Regions from separate parts of the Homo sapiens genome. Here region 2 is linked to region 1. Evidence: chromatin loops called from intact Hi-C (ENCODE). Cell type or tissue: PC-3. All regions are shown on one strand. Links, peaks and the distances in the headings refer to the core of each region. The heading gives the core; the rest is flanking DNA. Region 1 overlaps ANKS1B (ankyrin repeat and sterile alpha motif domain containing 1B). Region 2 overlaps ANKS1B (ankyrin repeat and sterile alpha motif domain containing 1B).

Region 1 (6,475 bases), core at 646-5,645:
TTATCATCATAGCTAACACTATGTACTAGACATAGTTGCATTTTATATATGTTTACTCATTTAATCCTCATTATGAGATAGATACTATTATCATTATCTCCATTTTACAGATGAGAAAACTGAGGCACTGAATAGTTGAATAACTGGCCTTCCGTTATACAGCCATTTAGTGGTAGGACCGGGATTTGAACACAAGTAGCCAAGACCCAAAGTGGGTGTTCTTAACCATCACACATACCACCTTCCAAAATAGGAACTATTACTACTACTACTTGTTGAGTGCCTAAAAACTATATATATTGTCTCATTTAACTCTTACAACAATTCTCCAAAATTTATATTAAAATTGTCTACTTCATGGACAAGTAAACTAAAATACAAAAAGGTTAAATTACACATCCAAGTAGAATTAAGATATTTTGCAAGCTGGATCTGACAAATCCAAAACCCATGCTCTTTCCACTATACCATGTTGTCTGCCATGTGTTGCTATATTGTCAAAGAAGAGCTGGGAATTAGTGATCTGAAAGCAGAATTTCTAGAGGTTTTGCTCAGAAAAATACCAACCGAGAATAGGGAGTAGCTGTTTAGATAGCTGTTCTGATGAAAATAAAAGGATAAGAAGTGTTCAGACCCAAACAAATCTTAATGTTCTAGAAAGTAACTCAAGTTTGCCCTGGATGATAGAAGAATGCAAGTAAGTTGAGAGTCTAGAGGGAAGATTTGAAAATTTAAAAAGGAGTAGAGTGACAAGGGGAAAACAGCACTAGGAAAGGCTTCTTACTACTTTACCTTGCAAATAAGTATCAAGAGAGAGCATTTGAAGGTCAAACCCACAGGGAAAAATCTACTCTTTCAAGACAATCAATGAAAAGTTAAGACCTGTTAGATGGGGAATCCAGCTGAGGGTACTGTTTCTTCCATCATTTGTCAGGAGTCCTTCTTTACTTGGTTTGAAAGTATTACTATAATCTACTTCTTCATAAACAATGATCACATACAGGTTTAGACTCCCTGGTCTTCTTATCTGTTTTTCTTATCAGGCTTATAAAACAGCCAATCTTATTACTTCACACCATGAAAACATTATACAGATATATACCTCCTGACCAACCCAAATTTCCCCCTGGTCTGAAAGGGATTCAATCTCAGTTTTCAAAATACAGTATCTCTTTGAGAAAAGAGAAAGGCCAGTTATGAAATAATGATTCCTCAAAGGCCTCTCTACTGGTCCAGAGCCCTGAGCCTAGGAAATTACAAGAGCAAAATCGAAAAATTTTCTAGTAACACCAATTAGCACTGTTCAGATCTCAAGGGAAAATATATCAATCATTCAAGACCTACTCAGGATAAAAAGTTCACAGATTTTATCCATGATCATCACATACTTGGATCGTCACCTCAGTGGACGCCACAACGGTGGTACTTTTACGAGAGCATGATTGTGTATTTGTGTATGCTCACAAGTGATCTAAAATAATCTAATTTGAAATAAATAGGCTGTGATGAGGCACTGATTAATAATTCCTAGTATGGCTATGCAGAATATTCTTAAAAGTTTTTTAATTCCTTCTTTTTTACCAAATGGGTATTCTCTGAAACATTAGGACCCTTCCAGATAATGGATGATAGAACAAAACTGGCTAACAAAAGCCATTTACCAAAAACTCTTGGTTCAGAGTAAAACATCTAACAAGAGTTGGATTCGAGTTTCGGTGAATGGCAAAGGCAATGTGTTTTTCAGATAAGGCCCCTCTGGGTTTTGCCCTAATGTTAAAATAAAGAAAAAAAAAAAGAGGAAGAGAAGGTAAAGGGAAGAAAGGATTAATGAAATTTAAAGAAATTGAAAATTTTCAATTTAAAGGAAATTTAAATTGCAAAAAGGAAATAATCAGATGATAAAAGAGAAGGATGTGGCAATTATAAAAACCATAATCCGGGTAGAGTCCACTTTGTTTAGAATGGTGAACAAGACCTAGGTTGAAGTGTTACCATGTAAATTACTTCATCTCTCCAAACCTATCTTATCTGTATAATGAGAATATTATTTTCCCTATAAACCTTATAATATAGTTTATAAACCAAAAGAGATAACATATTTTTAAAATGCATTGTAAACTTTAAATATTAAAATGTAGAATAGAATTATTTTTAAAGAAAGCTGTATTAGAAACCAAAGATAACTTTCAGAAATCAGAATGAAGCCCTGACTATAATGCATAATTTTAACATAACATAAATGTATTACTGGTTGAGAGCTTAGGCTTTGGATCAGAAAAACCTGCGTTCAAACACTGGCTGCATTTCTTAGTAGCTGTGATGTTACGGTCAATCTACTCTATCTCTCTAAGGCTGTAACTCCATATATATAGTAGCAACAGTAATCTAGGGCTTAGTAAGATAACGGGGATGAAGTATTTTGCACAATGCCTGGCACACAGTAAACAATCCATTAAGTGATAGGATTTAGGATGACAATACCAATGCGCTGTTGTGTAAAAGGCTCTGGAGTCAAAGTCCTGAGTCTCAGTCTCAGTTTCAGTCACTCAGTAACACGTGGCCTTCGACAAGTTGTTTAGTTTTACAGAGCATGATTTCTCAACTATAAAATGCGAGTGATATTATCAATTCAGAGGATTATTGTGAGAATTCATTAAATCGTATTTTTGAGGTGAAAGTGTTTAGAACAGTGCCCGCTTTACCTTATGTCTCAATAAATGCTAATTACCATTTTTATTTCCTTTATTGTTTAAATACATAAAAGTTTATAATTAACAAGAAGATTCTGTCCTATTCAGAAGGAAAAAAGAAAGCTAAAATTAAAAGTTATCTATAAAAATAAAAATCCTACATCAAAAAATTTAGGAGAAATGGCATAGAATGGGAAAACTATGATCAGCATCAAAAGAGTATACATATAACAATGAAAAAATACTAAAATTATGGTATTAAAAATCGTAAGAAAGTTGCAACTTCTTGCCAATAGAAACCGCAACACAAAGCAACAGAGGTGAACAAAGGACTTTGAATATGGTCTCCTTAAAAAGACACTTTTTGTAATTTAATTGATCTATTCAACATTACCAAAAACAAGTATTTCTCTTTAAAACATATAGCAACTTTTCACTTTCAAATGTAAGTGAATACTATATGTTATTTCTTATTTTCATGTCATTTAAAAACATCTTGTTTGTAAAAACTAACATCCTCTTGTTTAACCTTGGATTGTTTTTCCATTTTATTATTTCAGGTTTGCTTTGCAGTATTCAGACAATTTTAAGAATAACCACCAGATGGCTCATCTCATAAATGATCTAACTGTTGGTTTTCTGTGGAAGAGAAGAGCATTGTCATAAATTTCCTTTTAGCATGATATGATGATAAAGATAGCCATATCTGTCATGTTTTAAAGACTGGGTGCATTCTTATTAAAATTTCTGCATTTTTGTAACCTGTAAACATGGAAATTTTTATTGTGATAAATATTAATAAGATACTTTTCCAATTAATAAAATGTTTTCCTGATTAGTCCTTTCAACAACTGCATATATATTTTCATTGAAAAAATATGTATTTTTCTTCCCTTTGCTATTTACAGCAATTGTTACTTTTTATCCTTCAGTCTGAATTTCAAAGTCCGGCAAAGTCTGCATCCATTTGAACAATATGCTAATTGTGCTTTATTAGATATGCTTGCCCTAAAGTAACCTACTTGCATTGATATTGGACAACTGCCAACCTGCAGCTTAATGCCGTGATTGTAATTCAATTGTTGGACTGTCTGCTGGTTTTCAAATATAGTTTTACAAAATGGGAACAGTAGGGGGCATGCAGAGATCAACATGTTTGTTATCATACTGTATTAGGGGACCATATTTTACTTTCTAGAATCTGTGGTCCTATCTGTTTAGAATACTGACACTGGTTTTCTTTTTAAAATATGTCCATTATGTGTAATATAGATATTGTGTACTTACAAATACATTAACTGTCAGAATCATACTGCTGCTGTGTTTTATTCAACTTATTCTGGGCATATGTGTTTGTGTTTGTATATATATATATCAAAAAATTTTAACTTAATATGTGACAAGCAACTGTATATGCTATATTTCACATTTTGATTCACAAGAGTACTTAACCATGAAAGTGCTAAGTAAATGGTAAAGCATTATGCAAATGATAGGCATATCATTGTTTTAGCATTCAAAATTGTATTAAGAAACATTGTAATTCTCATTACACATATGAATTCTGTTCTATCTTTAAATATTCAATGGCTATAAAATGGCTGATTATATAAGACAGGCAAAAATATTTCAGCTACTTCCTTTATGTAGGATTTTCCCATTAACAAAGTATCTTTACAAATGCCCAACTTAGTCCCTGCATATCATATCCAAACACCAAAGAATTTTTCAAATTTCTCCTTTTAGGAAATTCAGCAATGGAAAGGCCTTTGGGCAAGGTAAAGATAAAAAAATCACATTTTCAATATGGCTTTGCCTTGTAAAACTAGAAAAATTACATCATGAGCAAACATTTGGCAAGTGCACCTGTTCATTGACCCTGGAATGTGATGGTCCATGATGAATAAGAATCTTCACAATTTCCACATCTCCTTTCCAGGCAGCCAGGTGAATAGGAAAATACCCTTTGTTGTCTGCTACATTTGTTGATGCCTCATACTGAAGTAGTTTGAGAACTATGTCCCTAAAAAGGAAAAAACAACAACAACAAAATAGGCTGAGCAAGACAAACTGTATTAAATAGGTAATTTTAAAAGAATACTAGATGCTGGGTGGGAATTTAGAGTAATCATTCAAGGTACTAAGATATAAAGTTGGGTTTCAAAGTTTTTGCCTACTCAACATTTGGCTATTTTACTTACCTGGAAAACCATCACCCCATGCCACACACACACACACACACACACACACACACACACACACACACACACAGAGAGAGAGAGAGAGAGAAAGAGAGCGAGAGCACACATTGACTAACCAATTAAACTACTTAATAGAATTCATATAAGCAAAACTTAACTTATTTCATTAATTAGATGAGCTAAGTAAAATGAAGAGGATACCAACTCCCATTTTTTTTTTTAAAAAAAGAGCTCTTTCCAGATAGCCCATATCTGAGATTTAGTTTGAAGGAAAAGTTGAAGTTACAAGTATATTCCTTGTTTACACACACACAAAAAGTTATCATAATACCAAGGAGGCATTTATAAAATTTACACATCATTCCTACAGATAATTGGAATAAGAGATTTAAGGGGTATGTAAAAGAGAAAGAAAGTGCAGTATGTAAGGGACCCTTGACAAGCTAACTGTAGTACTAGCCCAGGGTTAAAAAATAATAATAAAAAAATTTTAATAACTTCTCAGTGATGGCACACAACACACTTTGAGTATTCCTTGTTCCTACTTCTGTATTCCTTCACCTTTCTTCTCCAAGCATAAAAAATTATTTCAAAAGGGAAACTCATTTAAAAGACAAGTTCCACCATTAATGCAATTTCAACACATATTCAATATATCCTACCTCAAAAATTTTGAACTTAATCCCCACCAGGTTTTCAAAGTAAAAATCCTGACCTGCATTACTCAACCTTAGAAAGAATTAATTAATAATTATTAGCATAAATTATATCAAAATATATGTCAACAATCAAAAGCAGTAATTCTAAACAAAACTGTATTTTCATTTGGATGCATTTAAGAAGCAAATTCTATTAACTCACTAAATGAAATGCTAGTCAGACACACATAAATAAAAATATATATATAATTACAATATATAATAAAGTTGTTTCTTACATACAACAAATCACTAATGGGGAGGGTGAACATAACAGATTTACATTTAAACATTTCATAAAATCAGACTCTAGATGCAAGTAACAAATGAAAACATTTGGAGGAAATTTTAATAGAAGGAAGATTAGAATTTTGATAGCTCACAAGAAAAACAGATATGATATGATACAAAATTATGGTAAATGGTAAAACATACTGTCCAGAATGTGTCCTAAAGTCACAACATTTGACTTAATTGCTAAATGTAAGAAATCATGATTTTAAAAAAACAAGAATATGTTGTAGAAATATTTAGAATCCAAGGAGTCCTAAATTGTCTAATGATATAATTTCTGAGAAATTAAGAATTAAATTTTAACATTTCTCTTTGAAAAACCAGCATTATTTTACGAAATCTGAATTTAGAAGACTTGGATTTGTGTCCCAGCTATGCAAACTACCTGAGGCTGTGATTCCGGAGAAATGATAATCACACACCACATAATGATAATTCGATCAACAACAGACCATCCGCATATATAATGGTTGTTCAAAAAGATTATCATACCTCATTTTTACTGTACCTTTTCTATGTTTTGATATGTTTAGATACATAAATACTTTCTGTATCTATTGTGTTAAAATTGCCTACAGTATTCAGTACAGTA
Region 2 (6,475 bases), core at 562-5,561, 150 kb after region 1:
TTGATCAGTACATTCTCTCAATTTTAGAGCAGCAGGCAGGGCTCCCAAGAAGAGATTTCATAACTATATTATGTTCATTCTCCCTTTAAAAGTATAAAAATTCCAATTACCAATTGACATAGCAGAAAGCATCCACCTGGTTAGACTGACTTTTCCTCTGCATAATACCTTGTTAATCCATCATAATGATTTATTCATATTGCTGCTGCACTGAGATATCAGATGCTACAACTACGATTATCACTGTTCCTCGTAAAGTGGAGTCTTACAGAGCTGGCTTTGAACCCAAGCTCTATCAGGTACTGTCTACGTGATGTTCAACCTCTTCTAGGCTGAAGTACGTGAGACTTTAACCAAATGCAATTGAGGAAAATAATATTTACCTTAGAGGTTTGTTGTGAGCATTGATAAGGAGACGATATATCTATACAGACTAGAACATACCAGGTGCTTAATGAATCCTAGCTTCTCCTTTTAGCCAAATCTGATACAAACATATTGATCAAGTTCTTTCCCTTCCTTCCTTTCACCATGTGATGCCTGCTCCCCTTCACCTTCCACCACAACTTTTTCTTTTCTCTTTGCTTAATTTTCTTTAAGTCCCTCCACCTTATCGGCAATTTACTTTTTCATTTATCAAAAGTTACTAAGAGCACGAGCTTACCACTGCCTCTCCCAAAATATCTCCTACAAATCTCTGGAATCCATAGTGAAAAGTAGAAACTATGATTCCAAATTTGCCTTTACCCTAAACACATTGTTTTGCCTTTGTTTTAAAGTGGCTTTTCCCTCCTCATCTCTGATAATTTTCCAGCATTAAGAGCATTGGCTTTTGAGTCAAGCAATCTTGGATTCCAAATCCAATTCTGTTGCTTATGTAGTCGAATTACTTACCTGGTTGACTTATTAAATTTCTGTGGCTCTCACTGTCCCAAAAACTAGAACATGTATGGCAATGGGCACAATGCCTAGCACATAATAGGTGCTCAAATATATCATATTTAATTGTTCTCAGCACTGGCATTGCTAACCAAGACTACCTTCTCAGTCAACAATTAGTCTCAAAGATACAATCCAAATCATGTCCCATTAGCATGTGCCCTGTTCTGTATTTATTCACTCAACTAATCATCTCCTGAATGCTGTATATGTTCTAGGCATAAAATAAAGACATTTGTACAGCACTTTCAAAGATAACTAAACCAAAGTTTCAGACTTAAAGGAACTCATTGTCTAGTGGGAAGGCAAACATGTAAACAAATAATTACACGGCAGTATACTAAGTGCTAAAAATAGATGCATGTACAAGGTGCCAGGGAAGCACCATAGAGAGAGATCAGGCAAAGCTTCCTTGAAGAGATGACTATGCCAGAGTTGAGTCTGGGAGGATGAGCAGGGATTCACTGAGCACACAAGGGAAAGACGGACATTCTGGGAGAGACAGGGGCAGGCAACAGTGGAAAGTCCATGATGCCTGCTGAAAACACCAAGTACAGGAATTGAGTCGGGTTGGAGAGTGCTGCTACAAAGAACTGGTGAAAAAATGGGGCAGTTAGGAGGGAGCCAAACCACAAAAGGCCTCAAGTGATGTGCCAAAGAGTATGGACTTTATTCATTAAGCAATGGCAAGCCACTGATTTTTTTTGTTTTTGGGGGGTTTTTTGAGACAGGGTCTCACTTTGTCACCCAGGCTGGAGTGCAGTGGCACGATCTCAGCTCACTACAGCCTCAACCTCCTGGGCTCAAGTGATCCTCCCACCTCAGCCCCCCAAGTAGCTGGGACTACGGGCATGCACCACCATGCCTAGCTAATTTTTTTGTATTGTTAGCAGAGACGGGGTTTCGCCATGTTGGCCAGGCTGGTCTCTAACTCCTGAGCTCAAACAATCCACCCACCTCAGCCTCCCAAAGTGCTAGGATTACAGATGTAAGCCACTGTGCCCAGCCTCTATTGATATATTTCTAAGTCAAAGAATAACATGTTTATAATGGCAGAGGAGGAATCAGGTTGGAAGGACTGTTATTGGAAGTGGTGATACTGAGTGGACAGAAGTAGTAAGGAAAAACGTCAGGCATGGCTCTAGAGTTTCTAGTTTAAATGATGCACCATAGTTCCTAACACAAATGATGCAAGTAACAGAGCAGAACTCTGGGTACAGATAATTAATGTTTTGCATTTCATACCTCCATTGAGGAGGAGATGTTCAATAGGACACCGGGGATAACATGTCTAGCGTGCAGGAGAGAGAAATGAATTACAGATACAGGTTTCGGGTAGATTTTGGAGAATAATAATTTTTAAAACCAAAGAACATGCTTTTTTTTTTTTTTTTTTTGAGACAGAGTCTCACTCTGTTGCCCAGGCTAGAGTGCAGTGGCATGGCGCGATCTTGGCTCACTGCAATCTCTGCCTCCCGGGTTCAAGCGATTCTCATGCCTCAGCCTCCTGAGTAGCTTGGACTACAGGTGCAGGCCACCACACCCAGTTAATTTTTTTTTTTTTTTTTTTTTTTGTATTTTCAGTAGAGACGGAGTTTCACCGTGTTAGCCAGGATGGTCTCGATCTCCTGACCTCATGATCCACCCGCCTCAGCCTCCCAAAGTGATGGGATTACAGGCGTGAGCCACCATGCCTGGCCAAGAACATGCTTTTTAAAAGAAATATAATTCATTTAGACTTCTCTCCCAACTTCAAGTGAAAAGATTACAAATTAAAAACCTTAAATTACTATCTATTGCATATATATTAAAATCTAACATTAAAAAATATGGAAAGATGTCAACACATTTAATGAAAACAAAAAACTTTAACAGAGGTAAGTATTGTATATTTATTTGTCTATTACTTTGCTTAAGCAGTCTGCTTGCTAATATAAGGACATTTTCCTTACCTATAAGAGTAACGTATTTCCAAAATAATGTTTTCATGGCCAAAAAAAAGCATAACGCTTGCTTCATCTTCTGAATAAACAAGTGTGTTTAATTTCCTGAGTAAACATTAGTCATAGTTGACACTGAACAGCGTCCAAATTCAAGGAAGGAGTTAAGAAATTTCTAAAACCCCAAGAGCAATATACCTCACCCAGAGAATCTAGTGAAGAGCTTATTATAAAGGACTAAAAGTCAATGTCATACCAAAATTTTAAATAACATCATGCATCCCTCTACTTAATAAATTATTTCAAAATCAGGTCACAATTGACAGACACACTATCTTGGGCAGACGGGAGAGACTAGATAAGCAGGGAAAATTTCCTTTTCTCTACTGAAGCATGTCCACCAACTGTCATATCTGGAAAACAGCCAAAATGAGCACTTTATTTGCAAAAAGAACAGGAGATTTATAATGTGAGCAAAATGTGTGCTATATAAATGCAGAATATAGAGAATTATTTTAAGATTCATATTTCTGTATGTTTAGAAATAATGTTTCAAAGACGTAGATTAAAACCACAAGTTCATCTATATAAAAAGCTCTAAAAGCCAAGGGTGGCAACGCTTAAATCCCTATAGATAAGCTTTACCCTTTTCTTCTGGGCTGTGACCATCTATGCGAGGTAAGGTTTCCTTATAAACTTCTAAGACAGATAATCTGGCCTCACAGGTATCTAAATGAATTAGCCACATAAATTACTCTGAGAAAACCACAGCCAAATCATGTCTCTCTTAACCTTCCTTTCCTTCTGCTCCCTAACCCTCTGTTTTCTCTTTAGTCACAGAGCATTTTCTAGTTTCCTGACCACGGGGTTTACCAGCCAAAGCTGACACAGCTGAGTTGAGAAGGGAAAGCAGCTGAACTATAAAGGAAGGAAATCAGAGAGAAAAGAGGCAGGGAGTCTGGAAATGCTAACTAGAGGGGAAATAAGAAAACCCTGGACTGTGTCTGAATCTGTAGAAACTTGCAACTCTAGATTAATGTCCTCAACTCAGGTGTTGGCGGCCCTTAGTCAACTAAGGGTTTGCGAAAATTTTCCAAATGGGTTCCTCGCTAATCTAAAATAAATACATATTAAAAATAGTAATAATGGCAGAGTCTCAATAACATTTATAGCCAATAACCAGGGAAAAGGAAGGGTAGGCATTCATTTTGAGTGACTTTACTATTGGAAACTCCTGGACAGTTACAGCATTGCTATTAACACAATTGTCACTTTGGATAAGGTGTCCAACTGCATCACACAGTATTTTGGTTCTTTAAAGAAGTTAGGGGCTGGGCATGATGGCTCACACCTGTAATCCCAGCATTTTGAGAGGCCGAGGCGGACGGATCATCTGAGGTCAGGAATTCAAGACCAGCCCGGCCAACATGGTGAAACTCCATCTCTACTAAAAATACCAAAAATTAGCCAGGCGTGGTGACAGGCGCCTGTAGTCTCAGCTACTCAGGAGGCTGAGGCAGGAGAATTGTTTGAACCCAGGAGGCAGAGGTTGCAGTGAGCCCAGATTGTGCCACTGCACTCCAGCCTGGGCAGCAGAGTGAGACTCCCTCTCAAAAAAAACAAAACAAAACAAAACAAGACAAAACAAACAACAAAACAAATGAAGTGAGAGAATTTAAACAGAAAGGAAGTGGGAAAGGTAAGGTGAAGAAAGACTTCTGGTTTGAGTGTATTCTCTTAAAAAGTTCACAAAATCGCTGAGGTAATAAACATTTTTCCACATGCCTCTTTTCTGAGATTTTGTCCACCTTCTCCTCCAGCCATGAGGTGGGGCTCAAGGAGACTCAGCAGCCCCTAGTTTATGCTACAAGATCCTATCTCCCTGCCTTCCCCTCATCCTCACTGCCTTGATTCCTGGTCTTTTCAAGGCCTGGCAGTTCAACATTTCCTTGATTCTATGAAAGACTTCTATAGTCATAAATTCCCATTCCCCTTTAAAGAAAAAGCAAGCAAGACCTCCAAGGAAGGATATATTAAACATGGATCTTGTACCCTTTTCTGCAACTCCTTTCATCAGTGAGATGATGATAATACTATAGATTAGATTGTGGAGAAAATAGGTATCTATCCATCCCAAGAGTCAAGAGTTTTGGAGGGATTTTTAAAGGTAATCCAGGAACAAATAGGATAGGTACTCTGCATGTTCCCTTGTTCTGCTGATGAATGTCACAAAATACAAAGTTTACGAAGCATTTCTATGGACACCCAAGGACACCATAAAAACAGAAAGCCAAGATACAAATACTTTGAAATACTGTGAAAAGGTCCTACGTTATTAGAGGTATTGATAAGAAAACAAGATGTTAAGAAAAGAGTAGAAATCACGATCTCTTTAGATCCCTAGATGTTTTCTTGTGTATTAAGTATGACATTTTTTAAATCCAGGCTGGTTTAGTTGTTTTTTTTTAATTTTACTTTAAGTTCCAGGATATGTGTGCAGAACGTGCAGGTTTGTTACATAGGTATACATGTGCCATGGTGGTTTGCTGCACCTATTGACCCGTCCTCTAAGTTCTCTTCCCTAACCCTCCCACCCCCATCAGGCCCTGGTGTGTGTTGTTCCCCTCCCTGTGTCCATGTGTTCTCATTGCTCAACTCCCACTTATAAATGAGAACATGCAGTTTGGTTTTCTGTTCCCGTGTTAGTTTGCTGAGGATGACGGCTTCCAGCTTCATCCATGTCCTGCAAAGGACATGATCTCATTCCTTTTTATTTTATGGCTGTATAGTATTCCATGGTGCATATGTACCACATTTTCTTTATCCAGTCTATCATTGATGGGCATTTGGGTTGGTTCCATGACTTCGAGATTGTAAATAGTGCTGCAATAAACATACGTGTGCATGTACCTTTATAGAATGATTTATATTCCTTTGAGTATATACCCAGTAATGGTATTGCTGGGTCAAATGGTATTTCTGGTTCTAGATCCTTGAGGAATCACCACACTGTCTTCAACAATGATTGAACTAATTTATATGCCCACCAACAGTGTAAAAGCTTCCTATTTCTCCACAGTCTGGCCAGCATCTATTGTCTCTTGACTTTTTAATAATCACCATTCTGACTGGCATGAGATGGTATTTCATTGTGGTTTTGATTTGCATTTCTCTAATGATCAGTGATGTTGAGCTTTTTTTTTTTTTTTTTTTTTGAGACGGAGTCTCGCTCTGTCGCCCAGGCTGGAGTGCAGTGGCATGATCTCGGCTCACTGCCGGCTCCGCCTCCCGGGCTCACGCCATTCTCCTGCCTCAGCCTCCGGAGTAGCTGGGACTACAGGCGCCCACCACCACACCCGGAGAATTTTTTGTATTTTTAGTGGAGACGGGGTTTCACCGTGTTAGCCAGAATGGTCTCGATCTCCTGACCTCGTGATGCACCCACCTCGGCCTCCCAAAGTGCTGGGATTACAGGCGTGAGCCACTGTGCCCGGCCGATGTTGAGCTTTTTTACCCGTGTGTTGGCCACGTAAATGTCTTCTTTTGAGAAGCGTCTGTTCATATCCTTTGCCCACTTTCTGATGGGGTTTTTTCTT

Evidence for each region. Peaks named below come from ENCODE experiments on the same cell type or tissue, not always from the same donor. Only the 100,000 strongest peaks of a DNase experiment are listed, where the experiment ranks them.
Region 2: it touches region 1 in a loop (7-fold over the local background); 1 of 110 quality-filtered maps calls a loop at or near these places.

What each region holds. Positions count from the first base shown.
Region 1 is chr12:99,807,599-99,814,073 of GRCh38, forward strand. ANKS1B (ankyrin repeat and sterile alpha motif domain containing 1B) reads right to left here. Exons shown (of 27, transcript NM_001352186.2): 3 at 4,557-4,713. Among named protein-coding and RNA genes, the nearest start is that of GARIN6, 160 kb to the left of the region's middle. In PC-3, for the core only: CTCF peaks have their summits at 3,261 (motif pointing right) and 3,883; a DNase peak (open chromatin) is centred at 3,773; H3K27me3 peaks cover 834 bases.
Region 2 is chr12:99,956,738-99,963,212 of GRCh38, forward strand. All of the region lies in intron 1 of ANKS1B (ankyrin repeat and sterile alpha motif domain containing 1B), which reads right to left. Among named protein-coding and RNA genes, the nearest start is that of ANKS1B, 25 kb to the right of the region's middle. In PC-3, for the core only: no CTCF peak of the experiment used is centred there; a DNase peak (open chromatin) is centred at 3,014; H3K4me3 peaks cover 481 bases; H3K27ac peaks cover 829 bases; H3K27me3 peaks cover 987 bases.